Linked DNA regions of Homo sapiens: region 1 is linked to region 2. Evidence: read pairs that join two places in POLR2A ChIA-PET (ENCODE). Cell type or tissue: GM12878. All regions are shown on one strand. Each heading gives the region's core, and the rest is flanking DNA. Links, peaks and the distances in the headings are about the cores only. Region 1 overlaps NUDT4 (nudix hydrolase 4). Region 2 overlaps LOC643339 (a long non-coding RNA gene).

Region 1 (5,382 bases), core at 305-5,304, 250 kb after region 2:
CTAGATCTAGTGCTGGGGACCGCTTCCAAGTGCATGACAGACCCCAGGTGATCACAGGATGGCCTAGCTATCACACTAGTTGGCCTTAAGTTAAAAGACTTTTCACTGTTATTGGGGTTGGGGGCAGGCAGGGGACTGTTTTAATTGTCCTTCTCTCTACTAATGCTGTTCATATTTTTCCACCCTGGCAGACATACGCCATCATCCAGTCTATTCTCTTATCTGGAGTGTATCCCTCAGTTCTTGCTCACTCTTAGTCACTGCCTTCTCCCCACCACCACCCCCCCAGATGTGGCCTTGCCCTCATTTGAACACTCAAATGAACTATTCAAGATGAGTAGGCAAGTACTTAATGAAACAGACAGACTTTCAAATCTGTCACCATGACATCTGTGTGAGACCTCTTTTCATAAGCTAGTTGTTTAGATGGCCAGTCATTTCTATATCACAGATATTAAGTACCCATTTAAAGCGATCATTTTATGGAAAGATAATTTGAAGTTATTGGTCTGACCAAATTTATTCTTCCTGAGATGTCAAGGGACTCTTGGATGATAAGTTACTGGATTAGGCTAAATCGTTTGTCCACAATTTATAATGATATAGATTTATATAGATGTATGTGTTCTTGCAGTTTTTAGACACAAAATATTGAGCATTCTATGTGACTGTATTCCAACCCCACCTCCAAGAATATAAGCTCTTTGAGGGAAAGATGTATATTCAGTATCTTTTCATCACATACAATTCTTGTTGAGTATCACACAATTAGTAGATAAGGAACAAAATCAGCAACTTCTTTCTCCACAGTGCTTCTCTTTAAGGTGGAGAACTTGTGCTGAATTGTCACTTTTTGACAGGAGTCAGTCTGTTCTCTGTCCTTCTAGAGGCTGAAGATTGTAAAGACAAAAGTGAATGGATTTAGTTTGGATACCATGTGCATGATGCTTCTTTCCTGCTAGCCCATTTTCATGATTCTGATTTTCTTTCGAAAAGCATTTTAAAGTGGTAAGGTTTTGCATGAAAATTTAAGTGGATAAATAACTAACAGTTACATATTTTACCTGTTCTGAAAAGGATATACCATTAATTGGCTGTAGATGTCCAATATGTGACCCTTGAGATGAGCACTTGAAATATGACTGGACTAAGGAATTGAATTTTAAATTTTATTTAATCTTAAATTTAGCCATATGATGCTAGTGGTGACTGTGTTAGCTGTAGACCCTCAAAAGCATGAAAGGTTCAAAAGTAGCAGAGTTTAGGACAGACTGGAATTAATTGGCAGATCAAGGGCCCAGAGGAGCCCAATTCTATCTGCAGGTTTGTCAATTTAGATGAGTAGACAAGTGCTTAATGAAACATGCTGGATTTTAAAACTACCATCACCAAAAGTTGGATATTAGCACATCTGCCTTAAGCTAGTAGTTTAGATGTGAATCATTTCTGGACCATAGATAATTACTCATTTAAATTTATCGGCCTTTTTTTTGAAAGATACATTTGGCTGGGTGTGGTGGCTCATGCCTGTAATCCCAGCAGTTTGAGAGGCTGAGGCGGGCAGATCACCTGAGGTCTGGAGTTCAAGACCAGCCTGACCAGCATGGAGAAACCCCGTCTCTACTAAAAATACAAAATTAGCTGGGCGTGGTGGCGCATGTCTGTAATCCCAGCTACTTGGGAGGCTGAGGCAGGAGAATCGCTTGAACCGGGGAGGCGGAGGTTGCAGTGAGCCGAGATTCTTATATCATAAATTACTGGATTGTGCTAAATCACTTATCAAATTTATATACTATTTTCATGAGGCTTTCTAAAAAGTAATTTATGAAAGAGAGATGTTGAGACACAAGGGTTCCATATTACTCATTTTTGGAAGAAAAGTTTAGTCATGCTGATGTCTTGTAGATGCAGGATTGGTTTTAAATCTGAAGCATAGACCGGGCGCGGTGGCTGACACCTGTAACCCCAGCACTTTGGGAGGCCGAGGCAGGTGGATCACGAGGTCAGGAGTTCAAGACCAGCCTGGCCAAGATGGTGAAACCCCATCTCTACTAAAAGTACCAAAATGAGCTGGGCATGGTGGTGGGAGCCTGTAATCCCAGCTACTCGGGAGGCTGAGGGAGGGAATTGCTTGAACCAAGGAGGCGGAGGTTGCAGTGAGCCGAGATTGCACCACTAGACTCAAGTCTGAATGACAGAGCGAGACTCTGTCTCAAAAAAAAAAAAATCTGAAGCATAAAATGTTTCTTCAGAAAAGCAGACACATCTTATACTAATGGTTTTTCAACATTATTAATCTCCTGTAATTTAGCTCTGTCTTGGAGAACTGGAAACATCATAGTCAATGACCTAGATACATGAGACTTTGCATTTCATTTATTCAGGACTGCAACATTTTGAATATGGATGATTTTGAACTCCCTATTTACTATTTACTAAGTGATGATGTACTTTTCAGGCGGCTAGCCACCTGCGTTATGTCCCATTATTAACGTAATCCAGGAAGTTGCTTAGAGAGCATAGAATTGTGTAACAAGAATTTCATCTAGGCAATAGAAACCAGTTTATTCCTAACCCAAACCTAGTGACCAGAAAAAGAGGCCTGTAACTCTGCAGTCCGGACCAGTAGTTGCTGTTTACTTTTCCAGTGATGCGAGACAAACTCTTAACATTTTTATTTAACTTAAAAACTAACATTCACTTGCCAGTCTTGATAGAGGGCCAGTGCCTTTGGTTGCCATAGATCCTCTGTAAGCCTCCAATTTTGAATAAAATACAAAGGTTTTGAAATCTGATTTGTAGTTTCTCTGTTGAAAGTAGAATTTGAACTTAGAGACCCTTGCATGCACTTTTGGATTTTTAATTTTCTTTTTCTAATTTTCTATAAAGTCTCATCTGGGTATAATTTGATAATGTAATAACCCCCCCTCCCTTTTTTTGAGACAGTCTCATTCTGTCGCCCAGGCTGGAGTGCAGTGGCATGATCACAGCTCACTGTAACCTCGACCTCCTGGGCTCAGGTGATCCCTTCCACCACAGCCTCCTGAGTAGCTGGTATTATGGGCACATGTCACCATGCATGGCTGATTTCTGTATTTTTTTGTAGAGGGAGTTTTGCTGTGTTGCCCAGGCTGTTCTCACACCTGCCCGCCTTGGCCTCCCAAAGTGCTGGGATGGGATTACAGGCGTGAGCCACCATGCCTGGCCTGGAATGCTGCTTTTCTAAGAGGAGGTTCTATGCCTAAATAGATACTCTCTTTTAACTCAGCATTTTGGGGGCTTGAGAGAAGGGTGGGAGTTGCTGAATTGTCAGCTTGAAACTTTCCAGTTTGGAAAAGTTCCTGGTAACTTAGTCAAATGAGAGAGGACTCCTGTGCTGGCTGAGAACTCTTAAAGGCCAGCAGCTCCTGGCAGCAGGGAGGGAGCAGGGCAGATAGAAGTGCTGGCATGCATTTAAAAGAAAAAAAAATCAGTCATGGCTCTTGCCTGTAATCCCAGTTGGGAGGCCAAGGTGAGAAGATCACTTGAGCCCATGGTTTTGAGACCTGTCTAGGCAACATGGCAAGACCCCACCTCTACAAAATAATACGAAAATCAGACTGGGCATGGTGGCTTACTCCTGTAATCCCAGCACTTTGGGAGGCCAAGGCAGGCAGATCACTTGAAGTCAGGAGTTTGAGATCAGTCTGGCCAACGTGGCGAAACCCCATCTCTACTCAAAATACAAAAATTAGCTGGTCTTGGTGGGAGGTGCCTGTAATCCCAGCTACTTTGGAGGCTGAGGTGGGAGAATCACTTGAACCCGGGAGGCAGAGGTTGCTGTGAGCCAAGACCATGCCACTGCCCTCCAGCCTGGATGATAGGACGAGACTCCATTTCAAAAAAAAAAAAAAGTACAAAAATTAGCCAGGCCTGGTGGTGGGTGCCTGTACTCCCAACTGCTCGGGAAGCTGGAGTGAGAGGATCACTTGAGCCCGGGAAGTGAAGGCTGCAGTCAGCAGAGATTGTGTCACTGCACTCCAACGTGGATGTCCAAGTGAGACCCTGTCTTAGTTATCATCATCATCTCTATGCACACTGGGAATTAAACTTCGTGATAAACCCTATGTGTTTTCGAGGGAGAACTGTTTAAATTTACTTGAAGGTAGTATACTAAGATAATTTTGTGGACACTTTTGTTCAAATTGACTTATTTATTTTTATTTTTTATTTTTTTGAGACAGAGTCTCACTCCATTGCCCAGGCTGAAGTGCAGTGGTGCAGTCTCGGCTCACTGCAACCTTCGCTTCCTGAATTCAAGCAATTCTTGTGCCTCAGCCTCCTGAGTAGCTGGGACTACAGGAATGTGCTACCACACCCAGCTAATTTTTGTATTTTTAGTAGAGATAGGGTTTCACCATGTTGGCCAGGTTGGTCTTGAACCCCTGACCTCAGATGTCCACCCACTTCAGCCTCCCAAAGTGCTGGGATTATAGGCATGAGCCACCACGCTCACCTTGAGTTGATTTTAACTTAAGTGAAGTTCAACCTAAGCTAGCCCACAAATATTCCTTTGTTTCCCCCCCCCCCTTTTTTTTTTCCTTTTTTTGAGACAGAATCTAGCTCTGTTGCCCAGGCTGGAGTGTAGTGGCATGATCTCGGCTCACTGCAACCTCCGCCTCCCAGGTTCAAGTGATTCTCCTGCCACAGCCTCCTAAGTAGCTGGGATTACAGGTGCCTTCCACCACGCCCGGCTAATTTTTTGTATTTTTAGTAGAGATGGGGTTTCACCATGTTGGCCAGGCTGGTCTTGAACTCCTGACCTCAGGTGATCTGCCCACCTCAGCCTCCCAAAGTGCTAGGATTACAGGCATGAGCCACTGCGCCCGGCCAGATATTCATTTAAAAGATGGGTATGTAATACCTGTTACCTGTTAAATAAAATCTAGGATACTTGTCTAAGGTAATAGGGTATTTTTGTAACAATTTGTAGATTTCAGTCTTTTTTTTTTTTTTTTTTCCCCCGAGATGGAGTCTTGCTCTGTTGCCCAGGCTGGAGTGCAGTGGTGCAATCTCTGCTCACTGCTCACTGCAACCTCCGCCTCCCAGGTTCAAGTGATTCTCATGCCTCAGTCTCCCGATTAGCTGGGATTACAGGCATGCACCACCACACCTGGCTAATTTTTGTATTTTTAGTAAAGACGGGGTTTCACCATGTTTTGTCCAGGCTGGTGTGGAACTCCTGACCTCAGGTGATCTGCCCACCTCAGCCTCCCAAAGTGCTAGGATTACAGGCATGAGCCACTGCGCCCGGCCAGATATTCATTTAAAAGATGGGTATGTAATACCTGTTACCTGTTAAATAAAATCTAGGATACTTGTCTAAGGTAATAGGGTATTTTT
Region 2 (5,382 bases), core at 202-5,201:
TAAGCTCTTTAGCTCAGATAGCCCTATTTTCTCAGGGAGCAATGGAAAAAACAGATCTCCTACTTAAAAATAACAGTAAAAACAAGAAACACACTGCACTATATTGGTAAACCTCAAACTCACGTAAGTCAGTTACCTGCCCCGATGGGAGTTTAGAAGTTGGTGCTACTACTCTTAGTACTGCCATAAGATGTCACCAGAAAACAGGACCCTGAGTTCTAGGAAAAGGGATAAGAATGGACAACAGGTGGGAGCCACCAAACTATTCCAGGCCGGATGACAGAAACCTTAAAAGAAAAGTTCCAAATACAATTAACTGACCAAACCCCTCCACACAGTGGAGAGGCTTCATAATCAATAAAGACAACTTCCCACCTCTGAGCACTTACAACAAAGATGCAGATGTATCTTTGGCAGTGGACTTTTTTTTATTGAGTTCTATCTCCTTTTCTTCACAAGCATGTATTAAGCAAGTTTTATGTGTTATACTTTCACTGGGTGTTGTGCAAAGACTAAAAAGTCATCAGCTCTGCCCCATAGTGGGTGGTTGTTAAATGTTGTTAAATGAATGGATCTGTGAATATATGCATGTGTGAATGAATGAATAAATAAAGCTTATAATATGGTTATGGGAGAAAACACAGCTTTAATTTTCTGTTACTTGTCAGGGTGGTGTGTACAGAACACAGTGGTATGCGTGACCAGTTCTACCCAGGGTAGTGTGGCAAGATCTCAGACTTGAGGTGACAATTGAATGGGCGTTGGTCAGATGAAAGGAGTTTAACGTAGACAAGTAAAAGACCACAGAATGAGCAAAAGCCTAAAGCAGAGATCAACAAACTACAGCCTGTGGACCAAATCCCATCTGCTGCCTGTTTTTGTAAATAAAGTTTTATTTGGGCAGAGCCATGCTCATGCATTTATATTTTTTCCATGGCTGCTTTCACACTACAATAGCAGCATTGAGTAGTTGCAACAGAGACCACATGACCCAGGAAACCAAAAATATTAACTATCTGGCCGTTTACAAGTAAATGTCTGCCGCCCTCTGGCCTAGAGATATGAAAGAGCTGAATATTCAGGAACCTGTAGGGAAGTCGTAATAGCTGAAACTTGTAGTCCAAAAAGGGGCTCAGTGAGAGAAGAGACAAAACGGTGATCAGAGGCCAACCCTGAAGGTTCTTCTGTGCCATATTAAGAAATTCAGTTTTGCCATCGCATGTTCTCACTCATAGGTGGGAAATGAACAATGAGAACACTTCGACACAGGAAGGGGGACATCACACACCGGGGCCTGTTCTGGGGTGGGGGAAGTGGGGAGGGATAGCATTAGGAGATATACCTAATGTAAATGACGAGTTAATGGGTGCAGCACACCAACATGGCACATATATGCATATGTAACAAACCTGCATGTTGTGCACGTGTACCCTAGAACTTAAAGTATAATAATACAGAAAAAAAAGAAATTCAGTTTTGCTCCTTTAGGAAATGGGTAACAAGAGCAATTTTGCTTTTAGAAATATCTCTCAGGGATCAGGATAGACGAGAGAGATGCAAGTTTGCAGCAGGAGATCAGCTCTCCAAACTTCACATCTTATAAATTCCTTGATTCAACAAACATTGAAAAGCTTAATGCTGTCATTATGCCTCTTGCTCTATCCTTGGGAAACAGAACCTGGCACACAGACATGCCCAATCAATATTTATTGAATAAAGGAATTAAGGAAAGAAAAAAGACAATATTGTAATGGCATCATTATTAAATGGTTTTCTGAATAGGCTGCCTCTGCTATGAGACAAATAGCTGAGATTCTCACAGATTTCCAGTTTCCATACTAGCAGGCATTGAGATCCAGGCAAAAGGAGGTTAATAGTGAAACACAAGCCAGAGAGAAATTCCTCCCCTTCATCTCTGGTGCCAACATCATCAAATACCAGTCACTGGCCAAACCTGTGTTTATTCCATGCCCTGTGGCCTAATGAGAGGGGATGGGACAAGAAGCAGCTCTGCTAATAACTGTCATGAAAATAATAATATCACTTGGCTGTATGCGGCAACTTTCATTGGAAGCTCTTGAATCAATTTTTTCCTCTTGCATAACTATTATTTCCATTTTATTTCCACTAAAGGAGAAGCCAAACCACAGAGTGGTTGTGACTTGCCCAAGGTCATGGAGCAAATCAGAAGAGCAGTTTTTAAAAGCTGAGAAGGATATCAGGGGATGTAAAATCCAGTTGCCTTCCCAGCCTAGAATGGGCTGGGTTCATGACTCAGTAAGACACATGGCGTTACCTAAGCTCAGTGTCTCTGAAAATGAGTCACACTAAGGGAGACTCAGGGCCTGAGGGGCTGTGTCAGACATACGTTTTCAGTAGTCACTCATTGTCCCTGCCCATCAGATTTTAACGTCTGTCACCGAAGCCCATCACAGACAGGGCCTCTTGGGAGGTTTAGCCTATGGAACTGGGAAGGTCTGCCTTGGGGGTGTCTGTCTTTTCTGGATGTTTACCCAGCTGTCAGTTCCTATGAAGCCCAGGTCTCCCCATTCCATTATCCATCAGGAGCCCATGGCTGGGGTAGCTGTGGCTTCCACTCGGTCCATGATGATTCTGGTGTTTGCCTGTTGTCCCAGCATAATTACTAATAAATCTTTTTTTTACTCTAAAAAAATGCCCCAGTTTGGACCATAAATTAATTATATGGTCACTCTAACTGACAAATCAGGAAGCACCTATGCAGAAACCAAAAGCCCTCTTTTCATCATGATGATTCTATCTCAGCCACTTTTGTTTCATGGACCTAGAATCTTGAACTTACAATAGGCCCAAACTCCCAGTCAGTTAAGGAATCTCCTCTGAGCTATGTAAATGCTCCTGGTCATAGAGTTAGCTACACAGCCCATAGACCAGTTAATTACTAATTGTGAATAATCACTTCCTTACCTTGTACCAAAATCTGCCTTCCATATCTTTTATACAATGATCTTAGCACTATTCTCAAGAAGCTGAAAAGTCAATTCTCCCTCCTGTCCCATAAGAGAGCCCCCTTAAGTCCTCCGTTGTACAGCCCAAACACCACCAACCATCAGGAACAAATTCTAAACAGCATTTAGGAATGTAGCTTTGGAGTCAGACATACCTGGATTCGGATCTGGGCTCCATCACTCCCTAGCTAGATAGCCTTTGGTAAATACTTAACTTCTCCAATTTCACTTTCTTTGTCTGTAAATTTTGAACAAACATTAACTACTTAAGCTAGGCATGACTGGTTATGGAACCAATAGCTAGTTCTCCTTTCTTTCTTACTAACAAGGGGCTCACTTAAATGCTCTTGGATTACCCAACTTCCTTGCAGCTAGATGTGGTCATGCAACACAGTTCTGGACAAGGAGCTGCAAGTGGAGGTACCAGCTGGAGTTTCTGAGAAAGCCTGTTAGAGGGCACACATCCAGCTTGCATTCACCTTGTCAGTTTGTGCTACTTAGCTTCTCCCTTCTTTCAAATACTTCCTGCCTAAAAATTAGTTGTGAAGCACAAAATAGAACAGCTATGCTGCATACATGAGGAAGCAAGCCTCCAGCAAAAGAGACTGGGTTCTTGATGGCACCATGGGGCCTGCATACTCACTCTGAAGTGCTTACAGCTGGACTTCCTATTACATGAGAAAAATAAATCCCTCCATTGGTTAAACCATTGAAATTGGGTTTCTGCCACTTGCAGTCAAATGAATCCTAAATGACACATACTTCAGAAGGTTGTTTTGAACATAAAATGAACTTACTACAGTGCCCAGCACAAAACATATAGTGAATGGTTTGCTATTATCACTATCATAATTATTATCATTGCTACTCATTGCCATAGACCTTAGAGAGAGGGGCAAGAACATGTAGCTATAGCAATCCTTCCAACCTCTGATAGCACCAGTACAAAAATATCTGTGATCTCTTAAGCACACACAAAAAAGTCAGTTGCTGATGTTTTGACAAGTGCATCTCTGTTAGTGGCTAATGAAGCCAGTTCTTCAAAGCACCAGATCCCGAGAGCACAAAGAAATGAAATTCCACCTGGCTGGCAGGTCAGGGAGCAAGTTCTTTCCTGTAGTGAAGGGTGCGCCTGGTTTCCTCTCTGGACAGGGGATCCATCCATATTGTATAGTGCATTTCCTGGAAGTGCTGTCTTCTCTGAACGACAAGCAAAGCACAACACCTTAAGGATGTCATTATTTCATGGAAAGAGAGTTTCTGCTCAGAAACCAAAGCCACACCTAAAACCAGCTGAGCATAGGAGCACATGTTCAAATGGAGCACTGGGAAGTGGAATTAGCTTTCTATAACCTCACTGAAGCATCTGCCAAGATCAGACAAGGATGGGACTAGCTATACATTCTTCCCTGGAGTCCATCAAGCCACAGATTTGGGTTCACGGGGGCCTATCATGGTATTCATCCCACCTCCACCTACTCCCTACTGCACTCTGCAGATATAAAGAGTGGTGAAGTGGGAAAAAAAAAAAAAAAAACAACAAGACAAAACAAAACATCATAAATTTCAGAGTTCAACAGACCTAGGGTTCAAATTCCAGTGGGTCACTTCTAAACTGGGTACCTTTGGACAGACCATTTGCCCTTTCTGAGCTGCAGTTTTTGTATCTGTAAAACAGATAAGAGTTTCACAAGTTTGCAGAGGATTGAAGGAGAAAGTCTGTGTGGCAGTACCTGGTACAGGGTTATCATGAGTCCTTCTTTCCCTATCAGCAGGATGGTCTTGGCTGACTTTTTGTATTCATCACCCAAGCCCAAGGAGTGGACCCAGCTCAGGTCACTGCCACCAAGGGCAGCTCGTTTGTTGCCTTCTACCCCGTGCATCATCATCCAAGTTTTTGGGCCACACTTGGGGAGCCAAAGCCTTCTCCAAAGCTGAGGTCATAAAGCAGAAAAAGACAAAGCTCTGCTTTCAGAGAGCAGGTTTGGTTGGCAGTGAGCAAACCACCTCTCTATAGCCAATCTGCCCTTGGGTATGGGAGTGAGTCCCCAGTAAATCCAGCAAAAAGTGGCTGGCCCGCTCAGCCCTCCCACCTACCACAGCCACGCGCAACACCTGGACAAAGATCTAAGGCCTGGGAAGCAGCTTTGCCCAGCCTCTCCATCTCCGGGCACAGCCCCCTTGGGGCACAGCCTCAGGCAGGATGGAATATGACAGTCACAAGATTCACACCTCAAGCCACAAAACATATTCTTCTCCCAACGTCACCTGGCAGGTGTCATCGTAGTTGGTTTTATAGCTACAGTGGCAAACACAGTGTTTTCTTCACCTCTGTGTCACAGGAATGGCCACTGTTACTCTCCTCACTTTTAACCACTGGAGTATCTAGGGACAT

The links. Peaks named below come from ENCODE experiments on the same cell type or tissue, not always from the same donor. Only the 100,000 strongest peaks of a DNase experiment are listed, where the experiment ranks them.
Region 1: POLR2A ChIA-PET joins it to region 2 with 7 read pairs; 7 of 35 experiments call an interaction of 5 or more read pairs at or near these places.

Annotation. Positions count from the first base shown.
Region 1 is chr12:93,387,686-93,393,067 of GRCh38, forward strand. All of the region lies in intron 1 of NUDT4 (nudix hydrolase 4), which reads left to right. Among named protein-coding and RNA genes, the nearest start is that of NUDT4, 12 kb to the left of the region's middle. In GM12878, for the core only: no CTCF peak of the experiment used is centred there; no DNase peak of the experiment used is centred there; H3K4me3 peaks cover 2,909 bases; H3K27ac peaks cover 1,046 bases.
Region 2 is chr12:93,135,906-93,141,287 of GRCh38, forward strand. All of the region lies in intron 3 of LOC643339 (a long non-coding RNA gene), which reads right to left. Among named protein-coding and RNA genes, the nearest start is that of LINC02412, 36 kb to the right of the region's middle. In GM12878, for the core only: a CTCF peak has its summit at 1,028; a DNase peak (open chromatin) is centred at 3,319; H3K4me3 peaks cover 961 bases; H3K27ac peaks cover 2,733 bases.